2 separate regions of the Homo sapiens genome follow, and region 1 is linked to region 2. A link is an interaction called in ENCODE POLR2A ChIA-PET data of the cell type or tissue named here. Cell type or tissue: Panc1. All regions are shown on one strand. Each heading gives the region's core, and the rest is flanking DNA. Links, peaks and the distances in the headings are about the cores only.

The links. ChIA-PET counts read pairs that join two places held together with the same protein. Peaks named below come from ENCODE experiments on the same cell type or tissue, not always from the same donor. Only the 100,000 strongest peaks of a DNase experiment are listed, where the experiment ranks them.
Region 1: POLR2A ChIA-PET joins it to region 2 with 5 read pairs; 3 of 35 experiments call an interaction of 5 or more read pairs at or near these places.

Annotation. Positions count from the first base shown.
Region 1 is chr4:39,661,822-39,667,198 of GRCh38, forward strand. It overlaps SMIM14-DT (SMIM14 divergent transcript), which reads left to right. Exons shown (of 6, transcript NR_183845.1): 6 at 4,302-4,843. Among named protein-coding and RNA genes, the nearest start is that of SMIM14-DT, 25 kb to the left of the region's middle. In Panc1, for the core only: no CTCF peak of the experiment used is centred there; no DNase peak of the experiment used is centred there.
Region 2 is chr4:39,563,170-39,568,546 of GRCh38, forward strand. The region is part of intron 3 of SMIM14 (small integral membrane protein 14); the gene reads right to left. All of the region lies in intron 2 of UGDH-AS1 (UGDH antisense RNA 1), which reads left to right. Among named protein-coding and RNA genes, the nearest start is that of UGDH-AS1, 38 kb to the left of the region's middle. In Panc1, for the core only: no CTCF peak of the experiment used is centred there; a DNase peak (open chromatin) is centred at 3,180; H3K27ac peaks cover 729 bases.

The sequences.
Region 1 (5,377 bases), core at 73-5,072, 99 kb after region 2:
GAGTTCAAAACCAGCCTGGCCAACAGGGCAAAACCTCATCTCTACTAAAAATACAAAAATTAGCCGGGTGTGGTGACATGCATCTGTAGTCCCAGCTACTCGGGAGGCTGAGGCAGGAGAATCATTTGAACCTGGGAGGTGGAGGCTGCAGTGAACTGAAAATACAGGAAAATAAAAAATTAAAAAAAAAAAGCAGCAGCAGCTTGTCATTCCATAATTAGGAGAAGGAGAAAACCATCTTTGAAATTTTGCTGTGTTTGGGCTGGGCACGGTGGTTGGTTCAGCCTTGTAATCCCTGCATTTCGGGAGACCAACCTGGGAGGATTGCTTGGGCCCAGGAGTTTGAGACCAGCCTGGGCAATGTCGTGAGACCTCATCTTTCTCTCTCTATATATATTTTTTGAGATGGAGTCTGGCTCTGTTGCCCAGGCTAGAGTGCAGTGGTGTGATCTCAGCTCACTGCAATCTCCACCTCCCAGGTTCAAGCGATTCTCCTGCCTCAGCCTCCAAGTAGCTGGGACTATAGGCACCCACCAGCACACCCGGCTAATTTTTGTATTTTTAGTAGAGACGGGGTTTCACCATATTGGCCAGGCTGGTCTGGAACTCCTGACCTTGTGATCCCTCCACCTCGGCCTCCCAAAGTGCTGGGATTACAGGCATGAGCCACCACGCCCGGCCTATAATTTTTTTTTTTTTTTTTTTGAGATGGGAGTCTCGCTCAGCCGCCCAGCCTGGAGTGTGGTGGCAGGATCCCGGCTTACTGCAACCACTGTCTCCCATGTTCAAGCGATTCTCCTGTCTCAATTTCCTGAGTAGCTGGGATTACAGGCACCCGCCATCATGCCCAGCTAATTTTTTTTGTATTTTAATAGAGACAGGGTTTCACCATGTCGGCCAGGCTGGTCTTGAACTCCTGACCTCAGCTAATCCGCCCACCTCGGCCTCCCAAAGTGCTAAGATTACAGGTGTGAGCCACCGCACCCGGTCAATTTTTTTTTTTTAATTAGCCGGGCCTGGTGCCCAGAAGGTCAAGGCTTCAGTGAGCTATGATCATTCCACTGCACTTCAGCCGAGGTGAAAGAGTGAAACCCTGTCTCAAAAAGAAATTTTGCTGTGTTTGCCTTATACTTCTGACCATGGTGGAACAATTGATAGTGGATAGCTCTCCCACTGAAATCAACTGTAAAACTGGACAAAACATATGTAGTAACTATATTCAGGCAGAATAAAGTAAACAGCAGAAGACTGCAATTTCTGAGAGAAAGGAAACTCATGAGGTGAGCCCCATGATTGATCAGCTGTCTGCCTGGGGACAACTCCCTAACTATAATGCAGAGGGCTTGATTCTGAGCAGAGCATAGCGGTCCTGCTGACTGAGGTTGTAGATACGAGAGTCTGGGACCACTGAGCTAAGTGAAATCTCTGGGGCAAGGCATTAGAGAGGAACCAAGCTATGCAGAAAAGTCTTTATCAACACAGAAAAAGCGTTTGACAAAATTTCTTTTTTTTTTTTTTCATTTTTTTCCCCACACTACATAGATGCTTTTTTTTTTTTTTTTTTTTGAGAGAGAGAGTCTCGCTGTGTCACCCGTGCTGGAGTGCAGTGGCATGATCTTGGCTCACTGCAACCTCCGCCTTCCAGGTTCAAGTGATTCTCCTGCCTAAGCCTCCTGAGTAGCTGGGACTACAGGCGCCCGCCACCACGCCCGGCTAATTATTTTTTTTTTTGTACTTTTAGTAGAGATGGAGTTTCAGCATGTTGGTCAGTCTGGTCTTGAACTCCTGACCTCAAGCCTCAAGTGATCCACCTGCCTCGGCCTCCCAAAGGGCTTGGATTACAGGTGTGAGCCACTGCACCTGGCCTTTTTTGTTTTGTTTTGTTTAGAGAGAGAGATGGAGTCTTAGTATGTTACCCCCAGGTTGGTCTAGAACCCCTGGGCTCAAGCAATCCTCCCACCTCAGCCTCCCAAAGTGTTGGGCCTACAGGCGTGAGCCACCACATCCGGCCCAACATTCAACAAAATTTAATAACCATTCATGACATAAATTATCAGGGAACTAGGAATAGATGAGAACTTCCTTTGAAGTTTAAGTAGAAACATGTACAAAAATTACAACTAGTATATTTAATGGTAAAATAGTGAATGCTTTCTCCTCGAGACTGGGAATAAAGCTAAGATAACCACATTTACTACTTCCATTATATTGTATCAGAGGTCTTATCAAATATAGCAAGGCAAAAATAAAGATATAGAAATTCAAAAGTCCTGGAATTTGAAGACCCCAAGAACCAGGAGCTCCAATGTCTAAGCATGGGAGAAGATGAATGCCCCAGCTCAAAAAGAGAGAGAGTGAATTTGCCCTTATTCCACGTGTGTGTGTGTGTGTGTGTGTGCGCGCGCGCGCGCGCATGACGGAGTCTCACTCTGTCACCCAAGCTGGAGTGCAATGGCGCAATCTCGGCTCCCTGCAACCTTTGCCTCCTGGATTCAAGCAATTCTCCTGTCTCAGCCTACTGAGTAGCAGGGACTACAGGTGTGCATCACCACACCCAGTTAATTTTTGTATTTTTAGTAGAGATAGGGTTTCACCATGTTGGTCAGCCTGGTCTCGAACTCCTGACCTCAAGTGATCCACCTGCCTCAGCCTCCCAAAGTGCTGGGATTACAGGCGTAAGCCACCGCGCCCAGCCTCTTCTTCCACCTTTTTATTCTATTTGGGTTCCCAATGAATTGAATGATGCCCATCCACATTTATGAGGGCAGACCCTCTTTACTCAGTCAACTGATACAAATGCTGGTCTCTTCCAGAAACACCCTCACAGACACATCCAGAAATAATGTTTTACCAGCTATCTGGGCATCCCTTAGTCCACCCAAGTTGACCCCAAATTAACTATCACACCATCTTACCAGCTCCCTTTCCCACATCCAAACAATCACTGAATCCTGTTAATGTAACTTCTAAGTCAGCTTAAGTTTTGGCATTCTCTCTTTTTCAGTACCAATTCTTAGATCACTGCCTAGACTAATAAAATAATCTCTTAATTGGTGATTCTGCCTAGAGTCAGCTCTTCACAAATCATCCTGTGTGTTGTTGCCAGGGTGTTCTTTCTGAGATCTTTCTCTAACTATGTCATTTCCCCATTTAAAACCCTCTGCAGGACAGGACAAAGTTCAAATTCCTTTACATCTGAATCCCATTCTCCACCTTATGCATTGCACTGGAACATTGTAAATCTCTTTGTTTCCTGCACACATCATGCTCTTGTACATGGTGTTCTGCTGCCTGGAATGTCCTTTCCACCTTGACTTCTTGCTGCATACCTATTCATCCTTTCAAATCTGGTGCCTGCAACCACTTGCTGGTGTTCTGTGACACTTTCTTGAATCTCACAGTGAGAATATCCTCCTCTGCACTATTTCACGACCTTGCACATAGTTCATTTGTTTCATACATCACACACTGTTGTGTTACGTATTGACATGGCTGTCTTCACAACTAGGCTCTGAGCACCTTAAAGGCTGGGACTGACGCCAGTCACAATCTAATGCAAAGGACAGTGCTGTTATGGAAATGTTTATTGAACTGAACTGAAAATCCTGCCACATAAAGAGAGCTTAGGAAGGACAGAGAAGAGATAGAATGCTGAAAATGCCAAGCATAAACTTTGCAGTGGCTGAATTGTAAGAAATTCACCCAAAGAGTCAGCTCTGAGTCACCTCTTTTGAGGTTCAAAATCACACAAATGAAGCAACTGAACATAGAATTTAACCACTTACTTTGAAGAGGGTTTCTTGCTAGCCATTCAGGAAAATACAAAATGATGCAAATATCTTTTTAAAATAAAGAATATATAGAAATTCAAATCAAGTATTAAAATGTAAGGCTAGTTCACCTCCTCAGAGAGAATGAATAACTTGGAAGAGGAAAAAATGGTCTAAAAATTTCTATTAGGATAGTATCTCTTCTTTTTCCTGCATTATCATTTTGTATTTTCTAAGAGATAGAACTCACTTTCTGTTCCTACCATTTTATAAGGCCTCTATTTTAGCAGTAAATTGGTTGAATTACTGCCTGAAACTCTACATTTTAGATGAAATATTATAAATAGGATATTTTGTGAATTGCAGTTACTTGTTACATAAAGGAACAGCTATAAAAACGCATCGAAATAGGTAAGACATTTTGAAAAGCAAGATTTTGTATTGAACTGTCTGTGATGCATTGTAATAGGTTAGTCCAAAAATACTAACTTGGTTTTCTTTTCTTTTTTTTTTCTTTTTTCTTTTTTTTAGCTCAAAGCACCTGTCATAAAAATATTAACTTGTAATAAAAGTGTTTAGTAACACTAATATGTGATGGCAATTTCAGGAAAGTCAATGTTCTGAGCAAGAAGAACAAGGAACAGAAGGTATAATGATAACAGATGAGAGAGGAAAAAGCAGACTCAATCAACTCCTACTTTTCCATCATTTTTCCGTTACAGAGAATTATCCTCAAATTAGAAGGAGTAGGACCTACATGGTAAAGAAAAAATTTACGTGCAAGGCAGATGAGGAAGTAAGAGAGCATCCAGCCCCTTCACACAACTTCATTCTCTGTCTTACCGAAAGAATGTGAAATGTGGTGGTAGCTTTACTGGGGACAGGAGAGGTGCCAGAAGTTTGAAGATGGACTAATCTCCTTGTTTTCTAAAAGAAGAACCTATAAGTCTCTGAGCACATTTTTCTTTGGCAAAATTCTGGAATGGATAATTAGACAAATGGTTTGTGAATCTTTAGAAAAGTGGCAAAAACAAGGCACAGCATAAATTCACTAAAAAATAAGTGGACCTAAACTAAGCATTCTTTCTTCCTGATAGGAATCCTACTTTCCTTGGTCTGACACCTGCAGGGTCAAGTATGGGCCTTGGAGTCAGCTGAGGCTGAATTCCAATTCCAGTTCCACCACTCCAAAAGTGACACTTGGACACCAAATTCTCTGAGACCCTCCTGTAATGCAAATTTAGTGGAGCTACTTTGGGGTTAGCTCTCTCTCCCCCAGGGCCTTCCTTGAGACCAGTTTCACACATGGTCTCATTACAAAACAGTAACAACAAAAACCCCAATTTTGGAGGCATTAATAAATAATGGGGATTATATTATACATAACAAAGCAAAATATTCATAAAAATCATCTTCTATAACCTGGGTCTGGCTGGGTGCAGTGGCTTACACCTGTATTCCCAGCACCTTGGGAGGTCAAAGTGGGCAGATCGCTTGAGCCCAGGAGTTCCAGACCAGCCTGGGCGACATAGGAAAACCCCATCTCTACAAAAAATACAACAATTAGCCAGGAATGATGGTGGGTGCCTGTAGTCCCAGCACTAGGG
Region 2 (5,377 bases), core at 118-5,117:
CATGCCTCAGCCTCCCAAGTAGCTGGGATTACAGGTGCTCGCCTCCACACCCGGCTAATTTTTTGTATTTTTAGTAGAGACTGGGTTTCACCATGTTGACCAGGCTGGTCTCGAACTCCTGATCTCAGGTGATCCACTCACCTCAGCCTCCCAAAGTGATGGGATTACAGGCATGAGCCACCGCCCCCGGCCCCTCTTCTTTCTCTAGCCAAGGATTCCCTGGCCTGGCTATGCATCAGAATAGCCTGTGACAGTATCAACACCACAGATTCTAAGGCACTGCCTAAGACCATCTGATTCAGGAGCAGCTTCGGGGTGGGATCAGGAGCCAACAATATTTTTTAAAAGCTTTCCAAATGAATCTGATGCAACAGTTGAATGCGAACTTGTCTGGCAGCATTTGCCAACTATGCAAATTCAGTCTTCCTGGGGTACTCGTTATTTCCCTGTCTGGCATGTTCTTACAACTAACTCCATTTATTCACCTATAACCTACATCCCTCTTCCATAAAAATCTCCATTTCCTCCACCCACTTTTTCCTCTGCCTTCTCTGGACTAGTATAGCATTTCTAGTTTGAAGGAATGGTTTCCCGTCTCTCCTAATTAACTTTTTAAGAACTGAGACCATCTCATAGCTGTTTGACTGTACCACCTCTTAGGTATATAATCCCTGAGCCTCAAGTTTCTTTTTCTTTTTTCTTTCTCCTCTTCCTCCTCCTCCTCTTCTTCTTCCCCTTCTCTTCCTCTTCTTCTTCTTCTTCTATTATTATTATTTTGAGACGGAGTCTTGCTCTGTCACCAGGCTGGAGTGCAGTGGCACCATCTTGGCTCACTGCAACCTCCGCCTCCCAGTTTCAAGCAATTCCCCTGCCTCACAAATAAAATGCCAAATGGAATATTCACAATGAAGCTGTTAACTTAGCTGGATACCAAGAGGATGAAAAGGTAGAGACAGAGGCTCTAAGAGCTGGCCCATCCTCAGAAGATTATTTGTATAAACTTATATAGGTTTCCGCTGGGGAAAGCAAAAACAGAACAGCAGTGAAAGTGGACAATACACCGGTATGCTCTAACCCTGTAGTTTTTGGTCCTATACAGTAATTACATTATCCTAAGCACAGCTACCAGTTTTCAAGCTGAGTCAAGGGTGATCTCTATCATTCCCTAATGTAGATCTGTTATTCTCCTACAGGCTGAGTATTCCTACTCTAAAAATCTAGAATCCTCCAAAATCCAAAACTTTTTGAGAGCTGACATCATGCTCAAAAGAAATGCTTATCGGAACATTTCACATTTTCAGGTTAGGGATGGTCAACTGGTAAATGAATCTGAAAAAATCTGAAACTGAATACACTTCTGGCTCCAAGCATTTCAAATAAGGGATATTCAACCTATACTTTCATATTGTGTTCTGCGAGGGTGCCCCATAGTGTTATTTCAGATTAGCGTTTTTTAGATAAAGATAACCTGAATGGAAAGCATCCTCTCTTTTGTTTAAAGGATTCTATTAAAAATGAAATACATGACTTTTAAGCAGGGGGCTAAGGGAAGCCTCACTAAGAAGGCACTCTGGAGTGAAAATGTAAAGAAAGTGAGGCTGTCAGTTGTGAGATTATCCGAAAGAAGCACATTTCAGGCACAAGGAACAGCGAGAACTCCTGATTCAGGAGCCTGTGGGATGTTCATGGAGGCCAATGTGGCTGAAGTGAAGTGACCTGGGATTGGTGGTATAGTGAGGTGGGATATAAGAAAAAGATTAAGCTGGGTGTGGTGGCTCACGCCTGTAATCCCAGCACTTTGGGAAGCTGAGGTGGGAGAATCACTTGAGGCCAGGAGTTCAAGACCAGCCTTGGCAACATAATGAGGTCCTATCTCTACAAAATAAAAAACAAACAAAATCAGCCAAGTGTGGTGGCACACACCTGTGGTCCCAGCTAATCAGGAGGCTGAGGTGGGAGGATTGCTTGAGCCCAAGGGGTTGAGGTTGCAGCAAGCCATGATTGCACCACTTTACTCCAGCCTGGGCAACAGAGTAAGACTTTGTCTCCAGAAAAGAAAAGAAAAAGATTAAATCAAAAGAGTAACAGGATTCAGATCATGTTGGCCTTATAGGTCATAATAAGCTTCTATTACATATTAAATAGAAAACCACTGAAGAGGGCTTTTCTTTTTTTTGGACAGGGTCTCACTCTGTCACCCAGGTTGGAGTGCAGTGGCTCAATTACAGTCACTGCAGCCTCAACCTCCCAGGCTCAAGTGATCTCCTAACTCAGCATCCAGAGTAGCTGGGGCATAGGCACAGGCCACCACGCCTAGCTAAGTTTTATATTTTTTGTAGAGACAGGATTTCAACATGTTGCCTATGCTGGTCTTGAACTCCTGAGCCCAAGTGATCTGCCTGCTTTGGCCTCCTAAAATGGGATTACAAGTGTGATCCACTGTGCCCAGACACCACTGAAGAGTTCTGAGCAAAATGCAGATGATATCTGACTCTCATTTTGACAGAACCACTCCATCTGTTGTGTTTTGAAAAACGAGAAACAGAAACACAGTGATATGGTTTGGCTGTGTCCCATCCCAAATTTCATCTTGAATTGTAACTCCCACAATTCCCATATGTCATGGGAGGAACCTGGTGGGAGGTGATTGAATTATGGGGGGCGGGCCTTTCCTGCGCTCTTCTCATGATAGTAAACAAGTCTCACGAGATCTCATGGTTTTAAAAAGGGGAGTTTCCCTGCACAAGCTCTCTTCTCTTGACTGCCACCATGTAAGACATGCCTTTCACCTTCCGCCATGATTGTGAGGCCTCCCCAGACATGTGGAATTGTAAGTCCAATAAACCCTTTTCTTTCGTAAATTGCCCTGTCTTGGGTATGTCTTAAATTAGCAGTGTGAAGACTGACTAATACAGACAGTTAAGAACCTGTTGCAATAATCTATTAACATACGAGATGATGATGGCCTAGAACAGGGAGGAGGCAGTGGGATAGTGAGAAGTGGTAGAATTTTGGATGTATCTTCAAGATAGTGCTTGCTGATAGATGACTGGACAGTGTGAGAAAAAGGGAAGCCAAGGATGAGTCTCAGAAGGATAGAACTGCCATTAACTGTTATAGGAAGGATCTCAAGAGAAGCAGAAATTCTGAAGATGTTGAATTTGAGGTGCCTTGTTAGACATCCCAGTGGAAATGCCCAAAAGACAGTCATCAGCATACAAGTAATGAGTCATGAGACCAGATGAGATCACCAAGTGAGTGAATGTCTAGAAAAGGAAATAATCCAGGGGCTAAGTCCTGGAGCATTCCAAGGATAAAAGTTAAGAGGTCTGGAGGACAGACAGACGCACCGAGAAAGAAGACAGCAGATAGCCGCAATGCAGCCAGGCACAATGGCTCATGCCTGTAATCCCAGCACTTTGGGAGGCTGAGGTGGGTGGATCACCTGAGGTCAGGAGTTCAAGACCAGCCTCGGCAACATACAGAAACCCTGTCTCTACTAAAAATACAAAAATTAGGCCAGGCGTGGTGGCTCACGCCTATAATCCCAGCACTTTGGGAGGCCATGGCAGGCGGATCATGAGGTCAAGAGATCGAGACCATTTTGGCCAACATGGTGAAACCCTGTCTCTACTAAAAGTACAAAAATTAGCCAGGCGTGGTGGCGTGCACCTGTAGTCCCAGCTACTCGGGAGGCTGAGGCAGGAGAATCGCTTGAACCTGCGAGGTGGAGGTTGCAGTGAGCTGAGATTGTACCACTACACTCCAGCCTGGTGACAGTGTGAGACTCCATCTCAAAAAAAACAAAAAACAAAAATTAGCTGGGGATGCTGGTACACGCTTGTAATCCCAGCTACTTGGGAGGCTGAGGCAGGAGAACTGCTTGAGTCCAGGAGGTGGAGGTTGTAGTAAGCCGAGATTGCGCCATTGCACTCCAGCCTGGGCGACAGAGCAAAACTCCATCTCAAAAAAAGAAAAAAAAAAAAAAAAAAAAAAAAAAGGAAGCCGCAATGTGACAATAGGAAAAAAATGTGACATGGGAAATATGGAGAAGATTTAGTTATTAAAGGCTGAAACTAGATAATTTCTCAGATTACAACTTTATCAGGAAGAAGCAGAAGGCTAAGAATTGTATGCTAAGTACTCAAAATGGGCCAGGTGTGGCAGCTCATGCCTGTAATCCCTGCACTTTGGGAGGCCAAGGCAGGTGGACTGCTTGAGCTCAGGAGTTCGAGACCAGCCTGGGCAACATGCAAAACCCTGTCTCTACAAAAAATACAAAAATTAGGCCGGGCATGGTGGCTCACACCTGTAATCCCAGCACTTTGGGAGGTTGAGGTGGGCGGATCACGAGGTCAGGAGTTCGAGACCAGCCTGGCCAACATGGCGAAACCCCATCTCTACTAAAAATACAAAAATTAGCCGGGTGTGGTGGCAGGCGCCTATAATCCCAGCTACTCAGGAGGCTGAGGCAGGAGAATCGCTTGAACCTGGGAGGTGGAGGTTGCAGTGAGCTGAGATCATGCCATTGCACTCCAGCTTGGGCAACAAGAGCAAGACTCCGTCTCAAAAGAAAGGAAAAAAAAAATTAGCTGGGCATGGTTGTATGCTCCTGTAGTCCCAGCTACTCAGGAGGCTGAAGTGGGAGGATTACTGAGCCTGGAAGGTCAAGATTCAGTGAGCCCTGTTTGCTCCACTGCACTCAAGCCTGGGTGACAAAGTGAGACCCTGTCTCAAAACAAAACAAAAAACAAACAAAAACACCCCAAACCATATTCAGTGCCAAATGTTAAAGCCCAAATAGATTGTATAAATAAGAACATACAGGCCGGGCGCGGTAGCTCACGCCTGTAATCCCAGCACTTTGGGAGGCGGAGGTGGGTGGATCACTTGAGGTCAGGAGTTTGAGATCAGCCTGGCCAACATGGCGAAACCCTATCTCTACTAAAAATACAAAAAATTAGCCAGGTGTGGTAGTGCATTCCTGTAATCCTGGCTACTTGGGAGGCTGAGGCAGGAGAATAGCTTGAGCCTGGGAGGCGGAAGTTGCAGTGAGCCAAGATTGTGCCACTACACTCCAGCCTGGGCAACAGAGCAAGACTCCTTCTCAAAAAAAAAAAAAAGAACATATACATGTATATATTTCTCCACCATTTACTCTTTGGTCTGTGTTTTAACAACATTGACTCTACCTAGCAGCTGCTTCTATGACTAAATGAATAAATGATATTTCTGATATCACAATGATTAAACACTGTTCTAAAACAATGGAATAACACCTATGAAAAGGGGAAGAGTAAAAAAATAAGACAATGGAATATATACAAAATACAACTACAGAAATAAAAGGCAGAAATGAACGAAAGCAACCAATTTA